2 separate regions of the Mus musculus genome follow, and region 1 is linked to region 2. A link is a loop called in an ENCODE intact Hi-C map of the cell type or tissue named here. Cell type or tissue: gastrocnemius. All regions are shown on one strand.

Evidence for each region. A loop is a pair of places that touch in the nucleus more often than their neighbours do. Peaks named below come from ENCODE experiments on the same cell type or tissue, not always from the same donor. Only the 100,000 strongest peaks of a DNase experiment are listed, where the experiment ranks them.
Region 1: it touches region 2 in a loop (8-fold over the local background); 11 of 42 quality-filtered maps call a loop at or near these places.

The regions. Positions count from the first base shown.
Region 1 is chr17:66,683,001-66,691,000 of GRCm38, reverse strand. Ptprm (protein tyrosine phosphatase, receptor type, M) reads left to right here. Exons shown (of 31, transcript NM_008984.2): 25 at 427-576; 26 at 1,484-1,657; 27 at 2,619-2,750; 28 at 5,262-5,387; 29 at 7,467-7,630. Among named protein-coding and RNA genes, the nearest start is that of 1700016K05Rik, 27 kb to the left of the region's middle. In gastrocnemius, no CTCF peak of the experiment used is centred here; DNase peaks (open chromatin) are centred at 231, 3,266, 3,879 and 4,221.
Region 2 is chr17:67,469,477-67,477,476 of GRCm38, reverse strand. No RefSeq gene overlaps it. Among named protein-coding and RNA genes, the nearest start is that of Gm36152, 110 kb to the right of the region's middle. In gastrocnemius, a CTCF peak has its summit at 4,128; a DNase peak (open chromatin) is centred at 4,122; H3K4me3 peaks cover 749 bases; H3K27ac peaks cover 2,468 bases.

The sequences.
Region 1 (8,000 bases), 790 kb after region 2:
ACTTTGATAATTATCAGAACTAGAACCATTAACTAACGGTTTGAAATAACTAACAATTGCAACTGTCTCCGGAGCGTGGTTGAGTTTCCCTGAACCATTTTTATATTGTGAACTTGATTAGGAAATTCTTCCAACGTCAACCAAAATCATGCTCACTCCCCATCTGAATTTGGGTTCCAAATTCATGGGATTGGAACTCGAGAGGTGTTTTGGCTACTGTCCCACCCGCTGTAATTGGTCTGTGGGATATTCTTGATAAAGCTGGACAGCCCAGTGCCCTGGCACACGGGCCTCCTGATGCTTCTCTGTTGTGGATGGGCTGCTCCTATCAGCTGGGTTACAGAACACTACCCCTGCCTTCTCTAGCCCTCTGGGTTCATCTTCAGTTCTTCCCCATCACTAACTAAGTCCATCTTGCCTCTTCAGGAGCAGTACGTCTTTATCCATGATGCGATCCTGGAAGCCTGTCTTTGTGGAGACACCTCCATCCCTGCCTCCCAAGTCAGGTCTCTCTACTATGACATGAACAAACTGGACCCACAGACAAACTCAAGCCAAATTAAAGAGGAATTCCGGGTAATCGGGGAGCCAGGCAGGGTGGGGCAGGGAGATTGGAAGGCTATGGCTTTCCCTCTTTAGGAAAACTCCTTAAAGTAAGCTCTTAGGCCCTCCTTTGAATCAACAAGAGCTTCTCACCTAGGGACTAGTGACAGTTGAGGCTGGATGACTTTCCTGTGTGGCCAATAGGGTGTTTAGCATTGACCCTGGCTCTGCTTTCAAAATGTCTGTAGCAGCACCAGGCCAAACCCCTCCAGGGCCAGAACTACTTGGCTTCACAGTCTCTAGTCTAGCGGTGTCATCTGCATGTCAGATAGCCACCAACCAGTTCCAAGATCAGGACACTTGATTCACAGTATAACGAAGCATGGGTGCAGCCCAACCATGGACATGGCTTTGCAGGACACTCCATGTGCCTAAATCTTCATTTAGGTAAAAGTTACTTATGTTCAGGTTTTATCTAACTGTACCTAACTCTAGACCAAATCCTCTCCAACTTCTGGCCTCCAAGATTTTCAGTAACCTGCTCTAGTCAGAGCTACGGGTGCTGTATTCTATGGATCTGCAAGGACCCTTAGCCTCTGCCTCTGGCTGCTATGTGCTGTGTGTAGACAAAACTCAACGAGGGAAAGAGAAAATGGAGCCTGTAGATTTCAGCCAGCTGAGCCTACCTTATATGCCTTTTAGAGAATCGACTTGCCCTTAGCTCCTTTCTGGACCATCTTATCAGCCCACACTTCCTAAGGAGTCTCTCAGTTGTATCACATTTTTCAGTTGGCACATTATAACTGCACTTGTTTATGGGGTACAATACAGTGTTTTCAAAGTGTATTCATGCTATGGAGTCATGGGGAAGCAGGAAATCAGCCACCTGTGGAGACCTGACTGGAGCTGGGAGATCTCACCTTTCCCATTTATCCCACAGACTCTCAACATGGTGACCCCCACGCTGCGTGTGGAGGACTGCAGCATCGCACTCCTACCCCGGAACCACGAGAAAAATCGCTGCATGGACATCCTGCCTCCGGACCGCTGCCTGCCCTTCCTCATCACCATCGATGGAGAGAGCAGCAACTACATCAATGCAGCCCTAATGGACGTAAGGCACTGGGGACACATGGGAAGGAAATAGACAACGCATGTCCCCGAGACAGAGCCCCGGGGACACAGGGAACCCTTATCTCACTTATCTGCCCCCTGAGCCTTTCCAGAGGCAAGCTATCACATCCAACAACAAAAACAGAGTTAGCATTCCAGTGTGTGGTTTGGTGAGGAGCAGCAGTTACTGCTTCACAAGCCAACTATCCACCTGTCTGAAGTGCTCAGACACAAAGATCACCTATGCCACACTGTCAGGTTTTTAGCCTACCGGCCAGAAAGCAAGGGGCAGCTGTTAAGGTATCTGGCGGGGAAAGGGGATACGGTGACAGACAGCATTATTTAGTTCTCTTTCTTCCTAATTTAGGTGGTAATTAACATGGGAAGGAAACACAACTCATCGCTTCCTGCCAGTCTGTTTACTTCTTGCTATTCAACTGACAAGAAAGTAAACGGATATTTTCAGTGCTAATGTGTAAATTTTAATTCCGCTGGTGTGATATCATAAAAGGGGCTTAAGCTTGTTTAAAGCTCCCAGAGCTAACAAAAGCGTGCATATCTTTCATGGCAGGAATAAGCAACCGAGTCGCCCAGATAAACAACAAACCAGCAAGTTTGAGAAAGAACTGTTTTCATGGTACTTAGTTTTTAAAGTAAAGTGAAACACCCTCCCCTAAAATTATTAATAGAGAGAGCCAATACATTGCCCGTCAGAAGTATAAAACAAAATGGTAAGAAATAAATGTGAAGTTCCCATGATATCAAAGTGAGAATGATTCATCATAGTTTCACAGAAAAGTTTATTTTTAGTCCATTTTGGAGTTGACAAGGATGATAGAGCCAAACAAGTACTAAACACATCGGATGCGTTTTGCCGCACATCTCCACATGCACAAAATATCTCCACTGCCTCCCCTCACGTTGTGCTGTTTATATCTGGATCTTTCTCTTCGTGTCTGCAGAGCTATAAACAGCCTTCAGCATTTATAGTCACCCAGCATCCTTTGCCAAACACCGTCAAAGACTTCTGGCGACTGGTCTTGGATTACCACTGCACATCCGTAGTTATGCTGAACGATGTGGATCCTGCCCAGGTGAGTCCAGGGACTCCTTCAGGCAGACCTCAAGTCAGAGAGTCAAGTCTGCTTGTGCTTTGTTTGTATAAGATGTGCAAGCCCCACGGCCCGTGCCCATGGCCCGGCAAAGATTTGGAAACACAAGGGTTTACAAATAAGCATTAGAGCTGTAGAAGACAGTCGGTGAGAAGCAAGCAGACAGACTGAAAGCATAGGATACTGGAAGAAGAAAGACAGGGGCACAGATGGGGACCACACATTGCACAGCTAAAAAGAGCGAGCCAACCAGCGGAGATGGGACAGGCCTGGATCTCATGTTTTTAGGCACCTGTGCTTCTTGGAAGTGCTCAGCTGGGGCCTGCAAGAGGGAGGCAACATGGTGGCCAGATAGTGAAGGTTTAAAGACCGGCAGCAATCATAAAAGAAGCAACCCTGGGAACTGGATGTAAACTCAGCAGCTCAGGGAGGTTCTCAGGTGGCCCCTCCCACAGTGAGGAGGAGGCAGAAAGCCACACTACTGAGCTGGGTGACAGAATTTTCTTGGAGGGGTCAGGAGAGTCCCAAGGCCCTTTGGGAGCAGAATCGATTCTCAGCACAGGCTTCGCTGCCATGACAGAGGGCCTTAGGGAAACCTCAAGCTTAGTGCATATTAAGAGTGAACTTATTTGAACACCAAATTCGTTTTTCTATCCAGTAGAGAAACTGCTGTTTTAGATAGGGCAGGGGTGCTGGTGGAGGCTCCTGGAGTATTTCAGCATGTAAACAGGACAAGATGTCTCCTTCCCAAAACGTGGCCTGATGCTGCTAATGCTCCGTATGCGGCTAGGGTTTTTAATTACATTGAAGGCACCGTATTATGTGACTGAGGCTCTCACTTGAAAGCTAGCTGATGAAATAATAATGACAGCCCTTGTTCTTCTCCACTCCTTTTGGCTTCGTGTCAACGTTTTAGAATTCTTCCTCCCTCCTCCCCACTCGCAGAACAGATTGTCACTGTCTGTGAAAGCCCCGCCAGTTTCAAATGGAACCAAACCTGTCATTCTAAGTTCTAGGCCACAGTCAGGTTTCACCAATCTAAGAGCCAGACACAGGCTAGGAGAAGTGTACCCCGTTCCTGATGGGACGTGCATATGGATAAACTACGGGTGACCAAGATGTCACGGACTCCGGGGTGCTCCCTGAGCATCCGTGTCTGAATGCCAAAGCCAAATTCTAAAGCAAACCGTCTGGACTCAAACCAAGTCTTAGCTGACTGGCAGACGGAGAGACAAAGAGACTCCCAATTCTATTCAGCAGATAGAGCTGATTTCCAGAGCGGGGCTAGAAAGGCTTCTGGGACTCTTGTCTTTTAGCAAACGCTAAACTGGAAGCTGGAACTCCGGAGCGTCATAAGCGTCCGAAGCTCCCACTCGACTGTTTTAAGTATTTATCGGACCAGCTCATGGATGTGTTATGCACCATTTAAGCCATTTTCTACATGGTTTCCTCAGGCAGAATGTAGGACACAGTGTGCCAAGAGCTAGATGCCAGCCCGGGCCATTCATATTTCTGCAGTGTAAATGACAAGCATTTGATCAGTTGCTTGAACTGGGAAAAATATCAACAGAGAGCAAAGCCTGCTCTGTCCACTGAGGAATGGGCAGAACAGTTTAAAAGTGTTTGTTATGGCTTTTACTGCCATCTCAGCTCTTGGTCATCATGCCTGTGTGAACAGTGGGCACCCTTGGGAATCAAAAGGGAAATAAACATCTACATACCATTGTTTGACAAGGCAAGTTTAATAACCTGTCGCTAGGAAATGCTGGTGAGGAAGAAAAAAAATCCCATGGAAGCATTATTCAAAAATAAATAAATAAATAAATAAATGTAATTTCTAAATCCAGCAGGCGTAGCTAATGTAAAGAATAGTCTCGGCTACCCTACTTACCCTCTTAATCTTTAACAAGGATTAAAGATTTATCATGGATAAAGAGGGAGAAAAAAGAGGATATTTTTCACTGTTAACCGAGAATTTATCTTGTGATCTTGAATATATAAATCACATTTTACCACGTGACAGTGACAATTTAGGTCATTTCAAAAGTCAACGTCATCAAAAGAGAAATCTGACCCTCCCATGAATCCTCTTTTTAATGGAACATCAATTAGCTTTAACAGAATGTGTTGATACACCCAGCATTTGCCAGTTATCCGGAATTAACATGTTCCAGCAATCCCTTGGAAGAGCATGAGTCTTTCCAGGTACTCATGTTTGCCTAAGTGTCATCATTATAGTGGAGTCTGGAGTCATCTTCTTGGGGCCTAGACACATATTCCTTTTAGCATGAGTGAGACCTTGCAAAGGGATTCCATGTTACAAAGATCTTCAGGAAGCCCAAGTGCACCTGGCTAACACACACTTTTTGAGAAAACAACCAGAGTAGTAGAATAAAAGAATTGGAGCTCAAATAATTTTGTCAATGCTGATCATATCCAAACTGCCGTCCAGTCACCTTTGTAATTACACTTCTTGTTGTATTCTGGGTTCAGCTGTGTCCACAGTACTGGCCAGAAAATGGAGTGCACAGACATGGCCCCATCCAGGTGGAATTCGTGTCTGCAGACTTAGAAGAAGACATCATCAGCAGAATTTTCAGGATTTACAACGCCTCCAGAGTAAGAGCCAAGCCAACCGTGCTTGAACTGGGTTTCCACTTTCATCTTACCTGCATGGTGTTGGCATGTCTAATCTATCAATAGCAGGCTCTGTTCTAGGGGGTTGGAACTTCTCGGTCAACAAAACAAATCCCAGGCCTTATGGGGCTTATATGCTAAGAGGAAGCTTGTTAAAGAGAGTTTTTAACAAGGTAAAGCACAATAAGAAAGACTTTGTTAGACACTGTCACTAAGTGGCAAATGCTACTTGTTTAACACTGTAACAAAGTGGCAAATGCTCCCTGATCCCAGCAAGGGCGTGAGTCTATTCTAGAACAGATGATAGTCAGTAGGTGGAGACAAGAGGGTCTTGCTGAAGATGGGCCAGGGAGCAACATCACTAAGGCACGGTGGAAGCTAAAGAACTTGATCAGATATGGAGTGGTCCCTTATTGGAGGGCAAGACACTTGCTAAACTGACAGAATGGGGGTTGTAAAAAAAAAAAATGAGTTTTACAAAGGATTGCAAAGATGGGCCCCAGGAAAGGGTCTTGACTAAAACAAAGAACCTCTATCAGAAGGCAACGAATAACAGGCATAACGGAATTATGGTGTGCCAGAAAGCGGTAAATCTTAAAGGGAAAAAGAGTGCCAGGTTACGCAGCAAAGGGATCATTTGTTCTCATTTGCAATGGGCATGCCATGTGAGCAGACACTGAGAAAGGGAGGGAGTGGCCAGGAGCGCTCTAGAAAGACAGCTCTCAGGCAGGAAGTGGCCACAAAGGGGCTCTGTGGAGGGGCAGAACCTGTTGCGTTCCAGACACACTAGGACACTGCTGTGTCTGGAGACAAGTGAGCTAAGACAGGAGGCGCTGAGGGTTGAGGCACAGGAATCTGCAGGGCCTTCCCTGCCACTGCTAGCCAGCCAGCTCTTGCATGAAAGCAATGAAGCCACTACAGGTTTCCAGGAGAAGTGTGCCACCTAACCATCTACATCTGGAAATGGACTCTCTGGTTTCTGCCTTGAGATCAGATTCTGAGAGACAGTCCAGACAGCCGTGAGAAGGACCCAGATGACAGGTGACAGTGGCAGGACAGGAGTGGTGGCATTGGAGATATAAGCAGTGGAGAGAGCCTGCTTGATCCTGAGGGTGGATCCCAGACAGTCAAGGTGACTCTCAAGAAATGGATCCCAAGAAGAAGTGGCAGGATCATCATTAGCTGGGGTTGTTTGGCCTGTGGGAAAAACAGACATGGGAGGCAGTAAGAAACTAAGCTCAATTTGGAACACAGTAGGTGTGGGAGGACGATTGATCCCTGAGGTTGGCTTTTGAGTACATGAGGGTGTCATTCAGGAAAGAGCTCTAAATGGTGACTGACTGGTATCCACCAATGATATCCAGAGGGAAACGGAAAACTCTAGATCTGAAGGCCAGAGGCTCTGTCAGCCCAGGTCTGGGAAGAGTGGAGACTGAGGCAGAGGTGGGGTAAGAGCTGACCAGCGTACCTGAGAGACCTACCTGTGCCAAGAGGGTCCTTCCGAAGCTGAAGCCAGCAATGCTTTTTAATTTCTATAATCCTGTTTAATTATATGCACTGATTAATTAAAGATTGATCGCTCACCGAAAGCTGCATCATTAAGCAAAGCCATATTATATAGAAAACAGGGCAGAATCCACATCGCACTGAACTCACAAACATTTCCAGGTTATAATTTATCCCTTACCTTTAATTTACTTGTAATTAAAGTGAAGACATTTTTCCACACAATACACAGCATGGTTAATCTTGTTGCTATTTTTCTCTGGGCTTTTGCAAAATGTAAGCATTCTGCTCTACTCTGGTTTACGATGCCCTGTCATTTAAAACACCTGGATCTTTATAACCACTGGAGATTAAAGTCATAACTCTCCAGGCCTGCAGAATCACCCTTTGTTATGCACTGGCTTGAGTCTCCCTAGTAACTAATGCCTTGCCCTGATGGGAAAACCAAGTAGGAGGAGTCAGGGAAGATCAAGTGGGCGGAGTCAGCCCCCCCAACCCAGTAAGGTAAGTCAGGCCTCTTCCTCCACTCCCTGATTGGTCCCTTGTCCTCTGCAGCCCCAGGATGGACATCGGATGGTTCAGCAGTTCCAGTTCCTGGGCTGGCCGATGTACAGGGACACGCCCGTGTCCAAGCGCTCCTTCTTGAAGCTCATACGCCAGGTGGACAAGTGGCAGGAGGAATACAATGGCGGCGAAGGCCGCACAGTCGTGCACTGCTTGTGAGTATCCCAGAGCTCTCACCTCGGGTGACGTGCCCCATTTCCTCCACGCAGCTCGCCTTCCCCTTGCTGTACATACAGAAGAAACTAGAAGCCCCACAGAGTTTGATTTAATTCACCATTTTAAATCTAATAGTCCAGTCCTGGTACCTGGGACTCTGCGCTCTTCCTTCTTGTGTCTTCCATCCTTTGCCACATGCCTTCCCCAGTGGTGCAATGCCTCATCACGGGCTTGAACCCACAGGACCAGCCAGTCATGGAGAGCTGTGGGCCGTCATCTCCATATGAACTGTTTAATTCCAGTGTTTGTTACAGGGACTGAAAGTTGACAAGCGCAGAACCAGTGTCCTCTAAGGGTGACATCTAGGGC
Region 2 (8,000 bases):
ATCTGATGTGAGCACGGCGCCCCGCCACCTAGCAAGTTCTGACATATGGTTTTTGGATAGCAAGCCACGTTTTCTTTAATTTGAGCAAAGTGGCAGACAAGTCTTTTCTACGGGCCAGATATAAATATTTTAAGCTTCGGGGGCCATCTGCAGTCTCTGTCACTTCCTCTCCTCCTCTTTTTGTCACTATCAGCTAAACAGGCGATATCATAAGGAACATTGCAAACTCACCGTGCCTTCATTGGTCGGCCCTGGTTTAGTTGAAGATCGAAGACTGGGTAACATGAAGCATGATACAAGCTTTGGCCTCCACATTTCTTCTCTATGAAGCTGTTGAGCCTGTCAAGAGGGAGAAAATGGAGAGTGGCCTAATTAAGTCATATGTGCCCTCCATTCAACTTTTAAGATATGAGATCGGCAACATGGCCCTGGCGACTTTTCCCCTGAGCACCAGAGCAGCTACCAGGGATTCCTGTGTGCCATCCCGTCTGGAGACTTATCAGCACCGATGGACTATTTCTTCTGGGGCTCAATATGCTACTTCCTAGGTTCTAGTCTTCCCGGCGGTTTGATATGGCCTGAAGGTTTCATCCTTGCCACGTGGCCCAGGGTGCACTTGGCAATGTCACTTCTTTTGCCCAAATAGTCACAGATCAGATTCTGTCCCTTGGGCCTTCTTCCAGTCGCCATCTGAAGAGATGGAAGCCAAGAGCCATAAGACAGAAAGAGCTGAGATCTTGGAATGGCCACCGGAACCGGAAACATCCACAGGCAACCGCAACGGGAGAACAAGCGATCCTTTATTCTTTGAGCCACTGGCACTCTGGGGGTCGTCAGAGCAGCCAGCCGTTGACGTATAACAACCTGAGCTGCGGTTTCATGACTTTTCTAAATGTGCGTTTATTCCTACGTGATCCACAGAAGGACTCTGTAGTTTGAAGATTAGACCAAATGATAAATAACTGTGTATCAGTTCCCTTTGAGTCACCATGACCATGACACACCAGATAGAGCAGCCGAAGAGAGGAAAGGTTTGCGGCTGTGAAGGTGTGGAAAAGGCAGCTTGAGTCATCGCAGCCGAAGTATGAGGCTGTTCACATTAGGGTGGAACAGGAGACAGATTTTGGGGAACCAGGATCGGATAACACCTTCAAAGGCCTACTTCTCCCATTTAGGTCCCATCTCTCCCCCAAAAAATTAGTGTGCCAGCTGGGAACAAGTGTTTATAAAACAGGAGCAGAGGAGGGCACCTTTGAGATTCAAGCCATGGCATCATGTCACATTCTGTAGCTTGCTCCTCTATCTCACTCCAAGGGATGGTTTCGAAATCGATCCACATTGGTCAGCATTCAAGTTCTCACAATGTTAATTATTTATTTGATTTTAAATAAGCTACCCCAGGCCCATAAAAACGTGTGAAAATATTTGAATGAACATATTTAAACGATAATGCCTTCCACTCTCTGAGAGAAATCTTAATTGTTTTCAGCTAGCATATAATTAGCATCTCGTCAGCTGCTGCTACAAACTGGAAAGGTGGCTTAGGCTTTGCGTGATATTTTTATGCTTTTCTTTTTTACTTATGTGGTTGTCCCCCCATCCCCCCATATAGATAGAGTCCCTATGTGACTTAGAGGAGAAGGCCACGTTTCTCTGTGGAAATGAGCTCAAATCCCAACACCTTCAATGACTTTCCTTTGGGGACTTTCCCTGGCCCGCCTGTCAATCAGAGTATCCTTTTCTAAACGGGGATGAAACCGGAACCCTGTGTTGAGTGGCCATGAGGCTTAGGGAAACCTTTAAATAGAGAGCACCTGGCCTAGTGCAGGTCACACAGGGAGCACCCAGTGGGCACTCTGATGGCTGCCTCTCAGCAGAAAGTTGAGACTGTGTCACAGAGTTAAGACAGCACCAGAGCCCTGAGCTCAAGTTGCGCACTGCGGGGTACCTGCTGGATCTCTCCCTGTGCTCATTCATTCTCTGTCCGTGGAGACTATTTTGCAAACTTCAAGTCATATTTGCTTTGGGGTTTTTTCCCCCCTGCAAGGCAAAAACAAAACAGCCCTAAATTTCCAAACTTTCAACGAATTGTAAATTATTTTTCAAGGAATCAAAACGAAACAAACCTAGACAGGCAGTTCTGGAGAGATGGCTCGGCAGTCAAGAGGAGGTGTTGAATTCAGGTCCCTGAACCTACAGAAAATCTAGGGGTAGTCATGAACACACCTGAAACTCCAGCGCCGGCTCCCTGGGGCTTGCTGGCTGCCAGCCCCACTAGAAAATGCAGGCTCTGGTTCAGTAAGAGACTCTGCCTCAAAAAAACAAGGCAGAGACTGATATAGGACACCCTTCTTCCTCTTCCAGCCTTGTGCATAAGCACTGGGCCACACACAGGCGCCTGATCCATACACACATATGCTTCCTACACATGCTCTCTCATGTGCAGGAGTCCGCCTTTAGTTTCATCCTATTTGTCGCTGGGTAGGTGGGGCAGGTAGGTGGGACTCTCCTCTACCCTGTGCCAATCACAAGCCTTGCTCTCCAAGACCCGCCTACTCAAGCAGCCTTTCACCACACACTAAGTGTATCCTCTCCTTAGGCTTAAACCACTGATGCTCCCCTAGGCCAGCGCCATCCCTACTCTTCTAGATTTCAGTGTCTGCTTCTAACTCTATTTCATTTTCAGCTGAGATTCCTCGAAGAGTAAGGAGTTGTCAGTTAATAGGCAATCCTTAGACCAAGCCACCTGATCGAAATTCTGGTTTGTTCCAGACGACAGGATAAAAACCACATCATTTTACTATCAAAAACATTAGTTGTTTGATGTTTTTATTCCTGACTTATTTCAAATTAAAGTGATTAATTAAAACTTATTAACCAACCATTAAATTATTTAAATTTAACAAATTAGATCACTTTAATTGACTTAATTAATTTAAACTTTCAGATACTTCTAGTTCCAGGTCAGGCTGCAAAGGTGGCTGTGATATTTTTGTTTGTTTGTTTGTTTGTTTGTTTGTTTCCACAACCATTTCTGACACCGCAAATCTGTGTTGCTCCCTCAGGCTCATGGCTTCTTCAGATGACACAGATTTCTTTTTGTGTTTATCCATGCTGCGATATGCAGATTCCTGTAATAAAATCATAAACCTTGCTTCTAGCTAGTAGAGTCACAAAATGGAAAATGTTCCCAGATGTTATGATGTAAGGGCTGAGAGTATACGTGGAGACTGCTTCCCTTAGCTACCCCAGGCCCTTGGGTGCTGCACCAGCGCCATAATATATAGAGAACAGAAAGCGGAAGCAACGTTCTGAAAATGCCAACCCAGCCGTTTTCCGGTTAGAGCTGCTCACACGTCATCATTGGTTTCTGATGCGCTTCCAGCCGCTGGGCAGTGTTTTAGCTGTGCACCATAGACATTGCACTGTCCTCCACAAGCAAAGCCTCGTCCAAGGCTGCCCCCAGGAAGTGGGGGGCATTGAATTAACACCCATGCAGTCTGCTTTCAGCAGCCACGTACCTGTCTCAGCAGCACCCTGTCCCTCTTAGCTTCCAGTAGAAAAAAAAAAAGGCATGTTGGGTTGTAAAGTGTGTCATGGTGCATTGATCCGGTCACCTGGTTGCCCTCTGGTCTCCAGTCCACCATCAAACAGGCTCCTGATGATTTTCCTTCATTGTACACATGGATGAAATACAGACTCATAGAGGGAAAAAAAAAGCATAAAACATATATTTATTTTATGAAATTACAACAGGTCGAAAGGGGGTGGGGGAGATAGGCCGTTTACACCAAGAATCAATGAAAACCCTGGGGGAAAAGACTTAAGAAAGGAACTCCAAAGTGTTTTCCTAATTTCTGGTCATTAAATTACTTGCATCCTTCATTCTCCCGGGGCCACACTTACAAACAAGAGAACTTCCAAGGGAGAGGAAGAGAAAAGAGTGAAGAGAAAAAGAAAAAAGATTGTGAAGCTGCACATCTCAAGAGGGAGGGGCTGAGGTCAGTAGGGCTTGTGAGATGACAGCTCTGTTTACTAGGTAGGAGTCAGGTCAGAGACCTTTCTAGGAGCTTCCAGCTGCTTCTTGTCACAATGGGGCTGCTCCTGCTATGCACAGTGCCTTCCCCAGAGGGCGCCGCACTCTGTTATTTCAAGACTCCACTGAGTTTGCAGAGGGAATAACAGGTCTTTCTGTTTGCTGTGTGAAATTCCATCCATTAATTGAATCTGTGGAGAATTAGTCTACAGGTTCTTCCACTTTGCAGTCTAGCAGCAGAGAAGTGCTATCCACACAGGCACAGCCCCCTCAGCTGTGCTTTCTACATCCAGCCTGACCTTTAGGCCAGCAGGCAGTGTCAGGCTCAAATGCTTTAGGCATCCGTGAAAACTGAAAACGGAGCCCTGGGGTGGGACACATCCCTGGAAACTCAGGGACACAGACTTAAAGACAGACATTAATTTGTGGGCTTATGATAGTTGGTCAATGCTACAGTTTGAAAAAGAGACCATTGCACACCTTAGATGTTTTTAGATATCAAGTTGATAGGAAATAAGTAGGTAAAAGAAAATAGTCAGCTTTTAAAGATGTAATTCTTTTTTTTTTCTGGAAGCTGGGATAGAGCCTCCAGTCAGCACACAGGTAAGAGACCCTCCACTTTTGTCTTACACGTAGAAGATGGGTTTCCAGTCCTTTCCTGAGAGAAGGGTAGACTCTTCACTTCCCTTACAGTCTTATAAAATGTGCTGTTACTCAAATCCTTTTTGCCTCTCATGTAGGTAGGTGGCTTTGTACTCTTAAAACTGCCTTATGAGGATTCTTTTAAAACTGCACAAAACACTATTAGGAGCTAACTATTCTACTGGCAAACAAGAGATCCACTCATTTAGAGGTGGTTATCATCTGATTCCCGTCATAGCCAGTTTCCCTGCACCGTTTTATTTTAAGAAGGGGATTTTCTGTTTGTGTGCGCCCTGCTCTGGAAGCCCAGGTTCTACCGCTGAGCTGTACCTCCCAGTCCCGCCCCCCAGCACTGATGGTTAAAAGCACGTCTTTATTAAGAATCATTCATAGCCAGGCCTGGATGCCAAGGTCTTTTAGAGGCTGAGGCAGGAGGACTGAGTTTGGTAAAGCCCTGCATGGGCTTGAGAGTGAGTTCAAGGTCAGCTTGGACAGCTCAGTGTGACCTTGAAATTGAAAGTAAAAGGAGCATGGGGGATGGTTTAGTGATGGAGAGCTTGTTTAGCGTGTACAAGGCCTTGGCTTCCACCCCCAGACTACAAGAGAAAAACAGACAAAACCACCACCACCCCACCCCCCTTGATGTATTTGAAGTGAGCAGCAGCATACATTCTGACACACACAGCACCCTGACCATCTCTGTCAGCTCTCTATCTACCTTGCAGATGCCATGCTATTTGCTCCCCCACAGGTTTCCTCATAAGTCCAAAGTGTTTTCTTCCTGTTCTCATGAGGAGTTGAGAGCTGTGTTGATGGACCCAGCCCTGTATCATTCACAGGTACTACCTTCCCCACACGAGGTTAGGGAGGAGCCTAGCATCTTCCCAGGAACGTCTTTTGCATATGCAGCACGCCAGTTAGGAACAGGCAGGGCCGAAGGCAAGTGGGGAGTCTGAGCATTTGAGGACAAAGATCTATGGGGAAGAGAGACCCACTTCTTAGACACACTGTACAAAAATGGCAGCCTGACAATGGATTGATGCAGAGGAGCCTGGCACCTGTGTGCACACACTGTGCTGAGGAGTTCAGGATGAGAGGACCCTGGACCATGACTGTGTTTCCAGATACACTGTCCCTTCTGTTCAAGGTCCACTCTTCTTCTCTTCCACTTCGTGGACAGTGAGGGGGTGGGCATGTACCCTGAAATTCTCTTCCATTCTCAGCCCCATGACCAGCAGTGAGGATCTTGAAAATACCAGTGAGCAGAGTTGTTACAAGCTGAGCTAAGCTCATAATGAAAAAAAAAAAAAAAAAAAAAAAACATGAGATTTATAAATGAGATGTTTCATGGCTTTCAACAGCGCGTACAGAGAAGAGATCCATTAACCTGGGTTGGGCTACTGAGAGCATTAGTTCAATTGTCGTTGCTGGCTCCTTTTAAACCTTTATTTTAATGACTCTGTCACTGTCTTACTTTGAGAATTAAGAGGCAAATGCATAAAAAGTAAACAACATTAATGCCTGCTTCTTGCTGGAAAACACTGTTTTTCAAAAGGAAGTGTTAGGTTTACTTTTTTAAAAAGACTCCAATATTTTAAAGCACTGGCTAGGTCACTTTTATTTAGCAAGGCTTTTTGAAAGCAATGGAGAACAAAAAAAAAAAAATCATCATTTTCTCCAACTGGCTTTAGCAGATAGAAGCAGCACAGAAAAGGACTTGAAATCCACTCAGCATAGCCGTTTTCAAACAGTCTCAATGTGACTTAAGAGTGACATTTATTGCATACTTATTTTGTGTGTGTTTCTCTGCTTGTGTGTGTCCATGTGTTTGTGTGTGTCCATGTGTGTGTCTGTGTCTCTGTGTGTGTCTCTGCGCATGTGTGTCTCTATGCCTGTGAATGTAGACGTGCATGTGTGTTTACACAGACAACAGTGTGGACAGTTTGCTCCTTCTAGCGTGTAGCTCCTTAGGATTGAACTCAGGTCTTCCAGCTTGACAGTCAACACCTTTAATCTCTGAACCATCCCAGAGTCCGTATGGTGAAACGTGAAGCTGAGAGCGCCCGCTTTCTTCAGAAAAAGAACACTAACAAGAGGGAAAGACCAAGCAGAGAAGTGCCTGAGCTTTTGCAGTGATGATTCTGTGTGCATTTTCTACTAATGCCCCTTATAGCATCTAACTTTGGAAATATGACACTTGCAGGCATTTAAGTCTCAGCTATTAAGAATTTAGACTACAAAAGTGATTTTAAACAGCAAGCACACTGTTCATTATGTCAGTTCAGCAACTCTCTAGGTCGTATGTATTCCTTATCTCCTTTATAAGGCACTGAAGCTATAGCATCCGGAAAAGTTAGCTGCAGAGGGGGGAGGAGAGGGATGAGAGGGAGTGGGGCCCAGAGTGGTCTGCACACACTGTACACACTGTGTACACGTTCAAAACTGTCTAAGAACAAATTTGTTTAAACTATATAAAATAACATCATGTAAAATTCATTTTGTCTTCAATGTATGTGTATGGGTGTTTTGCTTGCATGCATGGCTGTGTACCATATATACAAAGTGTGGAGGCCAGCAAAGGGAGTCTGATCCACTGGGACTAGAGTTACAGATAAGTGAGCAGCCGTGTGAGTGCTGAGAATCGAACCCGAGTCCTATGGAAGAACAGCCAGCACTCTTAACAACTGAGCCATCTCTAACAAACCTACATTAACACAGGTTGCCTTCAAATAGCCAAGTGTCTACCAAGTCAGTAATGTAATACATCAGTATGTCCGTGTGTTTTCATGTGCTTATCTAGACAAATGCTCTAGATTTTTATGCATGAGATAGACATGCTGTGTGTACGTTGTCATTGCCCGCGCCTTCCCAATAGCTTGAAAACTAACATGGCTGCTTGCCTGCAGTTTACCCCCTAGCTATAGACAGAACGGCAGTGCCTGGGAAACATGGCCTCCGTCTACAGTCAAGTTCTCATTTCTTACTCCATCTATATCACTTCAGATTAGTTCAATTTCTTCCAAATCCTGAGCTTATGACTCTCTGCTAATTAGCATAACTGTGCATGCAATCTTAAATGTGAAGGAGATTAGCGACAGTGAAGCCACAATGCTCTAGAAAAGCAGTCAGACACTTTGGTCATCCCAGCACCCATGGGAGGAGGGAGGACACTGTGTTGGGTGTTGGGTCGCTTTCACAGGACTTGGCTCTGTGACTCTTGAGGCAGACAATGGGGTGAGCCAGAGGTAGCCAAGGAGGAGTCAGTTGAGCCCGTATCAACATTGACTCCATTCACTGCCTCAGACATGACACTACACGCTGG